Linked DNA regions of Homo sapiens: region 1 is linked to region 2. A link is a contact called in ENCODE Hi-C data. All regions are on one chromosome and are shown on one strand. Each heading gives the region's core, a stretch centred on a gene start or an enhancer-like site at or near the end of the contact. The rest is flanking DNA. Distances are from core to core; before and after follow the strand shown. Region 1 has its middle 150 kb from the start of TMEM200A. Region 2 overlaps ARHGAP18 (Rho GTPase activating protein 18).

Region 1 (3,020 bases), core at 62-2,561, 830 kb before region 2:
CTTAGACCACAGGATTTCCACCCCCCTCAGTCCCCTGCTCTTCTCTGAGGTCATCTGTCTGTAAGAGCTAGCAGTCCTTGCTAGTACCATCCTCCAAATGATTTTCTAGGTGCAGAGTTAAGAAAAATATCTTTTTCAGGGATGTGACTGCTTGCTTTTTGGCTGTGAGAAAATGTCTTTTCTGGGACACAGTGTAGCCAGGAGCAGAAAGGCAGGCACTCCTCAGCACTGGCTGTCCCCTGTCCCCTGGTGAGTCTGAGCCATCTCTTGGGTGGCCAGATCTATACTGTGTAGAGCAATTGTGCATGTCCTTCCAAACTGTTAAATAAGTCAAGTAAAAATAGATGTGTGGCAGCATTCTTCTATCCGACAAAACCCTCTCTGTGTCACATCACCTAGCAGCACACATTTATTGAGTACTTTGAAGGGGGATTGGGAAGCTGACAGGAAACAGGTGGTCTCTACCCATGCTGTGCCAGCTGGGCTGCTCAGGCACAGGACCAGAGAAAACTCACTGGACTTGAGCCTGGGTTTGGATCCTTCGAAGATGATGCTGCCAAGTTTCCAAAGGCAAAAGGTTAAGGGCAGTGTTGCTAGAGTTGCTGAAGCTGGAATCTAGGTCAGTACTGAGTGTAGGAGGAGGGCGTAAGTCCCAGTATTTCCAAGAGTGGGGTCTTATAGGTGGATGCACAGGAGGAGGTTAGGTTGGCAAGGTAGGAGACAGCATGAGTAAAGAGATGCAGATATTCTCTCAGTAAAATGAGTATTACGGGGTACAGAGGTACTTGTGGCCATCAGATCATAGAAGACTTGAGTGTCAGGTTAAGAAATTACTTCGTCTGCTAATTCATCATATCAGAACATAAGTATCAATACAATTTCCTTACAGTTCCTTTGAAAATATTACTGGTCATGCATTGTTACTCAGTGGATTAGGAGAAGGGAGAGTCCTCCCAAATAAAACCATCCTACCTGCTGGCACCCTCACAACCACTTTTTCCAGCAGAACAGGCCGGATATCCTAGGTTTTCCATTTGATGATGAGTCATGATAATTGCCTCAGATGAATTTAATGTGTCACAAATACCTGGCATAGACTCATTTCTATTTCTACTGAGAATTTGTTTTTTCTGAACCTTCAAATGTACCAGCTCATTTGTCTGATTTTGGTTTGCAGGGGGATGCTGGTTTAACAAATTGCCTCATTAGTGGTTCTATAATGGGAACACTTACTAATGCTGCTGGTTTCTTCCAGGTGCTGAGACACCTTGCGTTGTCACAGCACTGATGTGAGTCAGATACTAACAATGGTGTCCTTTGTTTTTATGAGAGATGAAACTGAAACACTTCTCATGATGTCGCTAGGTAACAGAATATATCTGCAATTTTCACTCTATAGGCAGACTCTCTCTTTCTTCCTATTTGTACTCATAGATTTTAGTTATCCATGGAGAAAACAGCACTAGGCATAGATTCTGGACTCGAGGGGCCTTGTGTCTACCACACAATAAATGTAGATCTTTGGTAAGTCGACTTTGCTGATTTCTGCCCCAGTTATATTATTGGTAAAGTGAAGAATTTGAAAAGAATTTAAGGTGGAGTTTCCCTTCATTATTCACTCAGCAAACATTTATTAAGTGCCTACTATGTATCAGGAACAGGGCTAATTCCTGGGAGTATAAAGCAGAGAAAATGACAGTCCTTGCCCTCAACATGCCTCCTGTCTAGTAGAAGGATCCCACACATGCTACAGAGAACAGTTAGTGAAATTATGGAATAAAGCTCAGGGAACTATGTGAATGTAAAATGAATGCACCAAAAATTGAGGATACTTTCTGTATTAATCTGTTCTCACACTGCTATAATGAACTACCTGAGACAGGGTAATTTATCAAGAAAGAGGTTTAATTGACTCACAGTTCTTCAGGCTGTACAGGAAGCATTGTTGAGGAGGCCTCAGGAAACTTACAATCATGGTGGAAGGGTAAAGGGGAAGCAAGTACCTTCTTCACGTGGCGGCAGGAGAGAAAGAAAGTGTAGGGGGAAGTGTCACATATTTTTAAAACATCAGAGTACGTGAGAACTCACTATCATGAGAACAGCATGGGGGAAATCCACCCGCATGATCCAATAACCTCCCACCACATCTTGCCCCCAGCATTGGAAATTACAATTCAACATGAGATTTGGGTGGGGACACAGAGCCAAACCATAACACTTTCTCACTGTATGAACATTGATGGCAAGTTTGAGTTCAGACTGCTAGACTGGCTTCTCTATTAGAACATTCACAACTCAACACCATTGCCATGAAATAAAAACAAGGATGTTGGATATGTTAAAAGGAATAAAAATCATTAAAAATTGCACAAAGTTAAAAAAAAAAAAAGCCCAACAGCTTTTTAATTCACACAGGAAGCAACACCTAGTGGTCAAGACTTCATCCTTTCAAGAAGTCACCTGGGATTAAATCCTAGCTCTGCTTTATTAACTTGATTATTTATGCAAGTTCATCTGTACCTTATTTTCTTACCTATAAAATGAAGAAGACAACCTATCTCACAGGTTTGTTGGAAGTAACAAGTGAGACAATAAAGGTTAGGTGTTTTATAGGCAATTTATAGACCTCATTTATTTTTTAATTTATAAGATTTCAACACCTTTTTGTAGGCCCTCAAAGTAGGACAAAATGGCTTTTATTTATTTATTTATTTTTGAGACAGAGTTTCATTCTGTCACCCAGCCTGGAGTGCAATAGTGCGATCTCGGCTCACTGCAACCGCTGCCCCGCTGGGTTCAAGCGATTCTCCTGCCTCAGCCTCCCAAGTAGCTGGGATTACAGGCATGCACCACCACGCCCAGCTACTTTTTGTATTTTCAGTAGAGATGGGGTTTCACCATGTTGGCTAGACTGGTCTCCAACTCCTGACCTCAAGTGATCCACTTGCCTTGGCCTCCCAAAGTGTGGGATTACAGGCGTGAGCCACCATGCCAGGCCAAAAATGGCTTTTAAATTTCAG
Region 2 (2,939 bases), core at 423-2,922:
ATTTTTGTGTGTAGATCAGAGGGGAAAATAAGAGGAAGTGGGAGAGGAAAAAAAAAAGCTGCCTTGTATTTTTGAATATGGAAAAAACTATCAAGTGATCACCGTGATCAGCACATTTAATGGTTGCATTTAAGTCTGAATAGAATTTTTGAGAAGGCTGGGCTTTTTTGACATCTCTTTTTAATGAAAAATATGTAACAATAACCTTTATACAGTACCTTCAATTTGCCTGGTATTGTGTGCTTTATAATATCCTATATTTGAATATTGACTCATTTATATTTCACAATTTTTTTTTTTTAGACGGAGTCTTGCTCTGTTGGCCCAGGGTGGAGTGCAGTGGTGTGATCTCAGCTCACTGCAACCCCTGGCTCCCAGGTTTAAGTGATTCTCCTAGCTCAGCCTCCCAAGTAGCTGGGATTACAGGTGCCTGCCACCATGCCTGGCTAATTTTTGCATTTTTAGTAGAGATGAGTTTTTACCATGTTGGCCAGGCTGGTCTTGAACTCTTGACCTCAATTGATCCGCCCACCTCGGTCTCCCAAAGTACTGGGATTACACATGTGAGCCACTGTGCCCAGCCCTATATTTCATGATTCTATGAGAGTAGGTATAGTTATGGTCTCTATTTTATAGTTGGGGAAACCGAGGCCCAAAAGTGAAGAAAACTTGCTCAAGGTGACATGCTAGGAATGTGGTGGAGCTGCTTTGAAACCCTGGCAGCCTGGTTCCAGAGGCTGTCCTGTTAATTACTACGCTGTGTCCAGTGTCCACCGCCGGAGTCTGAGAAAGCAGTAATGACGTTTCTCTATTTCAGTGACCTTGCATATTGGATTTGCCCAGTTTACTTTGGAAGTACCCATTCCACTTTTCTAGGATCATGAAACACTGTATTTAATACTCAAATATCTTAGTGCTGATATCTTCTCTGATTCTAGAGGGCATTTCACAGATCTTACTGAAAAATTCCTTGGGGTAGTATTAGGCTTCGGGTTAAGTAATTTATTTATTAGACAAATTTCTTGGCTTTCATGATTTGGGTAAAGTATGGTCAATCTGTGTACTTCTGATTATATGCTAAACACGTGAAAGTCACCAGATGGCCAACTACGATGATTCCCATGGACTTCTACGGATATATTAATGCTGTTTTGGAGGACCCTCTGTGTGCCGCAGGCTCCATGACACCTAATGTTGGTGGATGCGTTCTGGTGTGTATGTGTTTCCATGAAATTTACAAACTAACACACAGCATTCTAACATGTTCACTTAGGAACTTTCAAAACTTTGCCCTACAAGACAACATTCTCAATAGAGAAAATTTAGAAAAATAGCAGCACAAAAGAGGAGGCAAAAGTCACTTATATTATTAATATAATACTACTCTAGAGCTAACCACAATTGAATTTTATTTTGCCTCAGTATTTTTTTCCCATGCACATTCCTAGGCATGCTATCTTAAAGCAACAGTTTGTGTAGTTAATCTGTTGCTCTCCCCACAGTTATATTTTAACTAGGGTACTGAATACAGAACGTTTTGCACATGCATTTTTGCTGGAGAAACCACAGATATGTAGCCATTTATAGTGTTTCTTAGCTATCGCATGCATCATTTCCTCTCCTACTTCCTCCTGTCACTGGCAGTCCTGCAGCTGGCCTGCCTTGCCACTCCTGACATCTGAGTCATCACTGACATCTCTCTCCCCAGGCCTGCTCAAGGAGCTCTTACTAAGCTTTGTTATTTTTTTCTCTCCAAGATTTTTCAGATCTGTACTTTATTTTTCAACGCCCCAACTCAATCCTAATCTGCACTTCAATCATCTCGCGCTGTCAGTGTCAGTTTCTTGGCTTTGAGCTCCTTCTCTTTTCAATTCACATTTTCAAAAGCCATTTTCTCCCAAGTGTTTTCTCACCTTTCCTTTCTTAGCAGAACTCCCCCCCGCCGTGGTTACACCTCCACGTTACTTTCCAGGTATGCCCACATCATTTTATGATTCTTGATGGTGTTCTCATTCACCATATCCACTTTGTGCAAGGCAGAGATACACCTTGCTGCTTTGTTATTGCATTGTTGTGAAAGGTAAATTGGGCTGGCCCCAGAGAAAATTGTGAAATAAGGAAAGATTTTGCCATCTCCAACCTCTATTTTCCATTACATTTTTGACTCATCAGGGCTTTTTTCTTCTCTGACTTGTTATCATTCCGCTCTGTAATTCATACTGCTAATCAAAATATGAAAGGATCTGATATTGGTTGTTTATACGTAAATGAATTTGATCACAAATTATTAACGTGTGATCAATGTTTTAATGAAATGAAGCTAATGCAAGTAGATATAGTTTTTCATTTCTACGGGAAAAAAAGCCCGTACTTGGCAGATAAAAAAACCAACAACCCTGTGCTGGTTCCTTCCACCTCAAATTAAAAGAAAAAACAAGGCCGGGCGTGGTGGCTCACGCCTGTAATCCCAGCACTTTGGGAGGCTGAATTGGGCAGATCACGAGGTCAGGATATCGAGACCATCCTGGCTAACATGGTGAAACCCGGTCTCTACTAAAAATACAAAAAGTTAGCCGGGCGTGGTGGCGAGTGCCTGTAGTCCCAGCTACTCGGGAGGCTGAGGCAGGAGAATGGTGTGAACCTGGGAGGTGGAGCTTGCAGTGAGCCGAGATCACGCCACTGCAGTCCAGCCTGGGTGACACAGCGAGACTCCGTCTCAAAAAAAACAAAAAAAAAAACAAAAAAAAAAAAAGAAAAAACAAAACACATTTCTCACTTTTTTTTTCCTGAAGTATATAAGTCTGTGAATAACCATGGTGGTAAAAACAGAAAGGAGAAACAGAACGAGAAAGAAAGAAATAGAACAATCAATAGAATATAGTAATATTATCAAGCTATGTCTTTTGATTAAAATGTATTATATGGTTTACCTTGATTAA

The links. Hi-C counts contacts between places; a loop is a spot of excess contacts on that map. Pooled maps may share reads with other maps.
Region 1: a map with no recorded cell type shows a loop between it and region 2 (5-fold over the local background). The contact joins two enhancer-like sites. A Hi-C loop is called at or near these places in 1 of 168 maps with a recorded cell type or tissue (naive thymus-derived CD4-positive, alpha-beta T cell), 1 of 37 single-sample maps with no recorded cell type and 9 of 50 pooled maps.

Annotation. Positions count from the first base shown.
Region 1 is chr6:130,515,807-130,518,826 of GRCh38, reverse strand. No RefSeq gene overlaps it. Among named protein-coding and RNA genes, the nearest start is that of TMEM200A, 150 kb to the right of the region's middle. RefSeq lists an enhancer at 465-1,664. Within about 2 kb of position 1,311, at least 5 of the 41 ENCODE cell types and tissues checked have a DNase peak (open chromatin) inside an H3K27ac peak, as active enhancers do.
Region 2 is chr6:129,682,869-129,685,807 of GRCh38, reverse strand. All of the region lies in intron 1 of ARHGAP18 (Rho GTPase activating protein 18), which reads left to right. Among named protein-coding and RNA genes, the nearest start is that of ARHGAP18, 26 kb to the left of the region's middle. RefSeq lists an enhancer at 1,470-1,764. Within about 2 kb of position 1,672, at least 35 of the 41 ENCODE cell types and tissues checked have a DNase peak (open chromatin) inside an H3K27ac peak, as active enhancers do.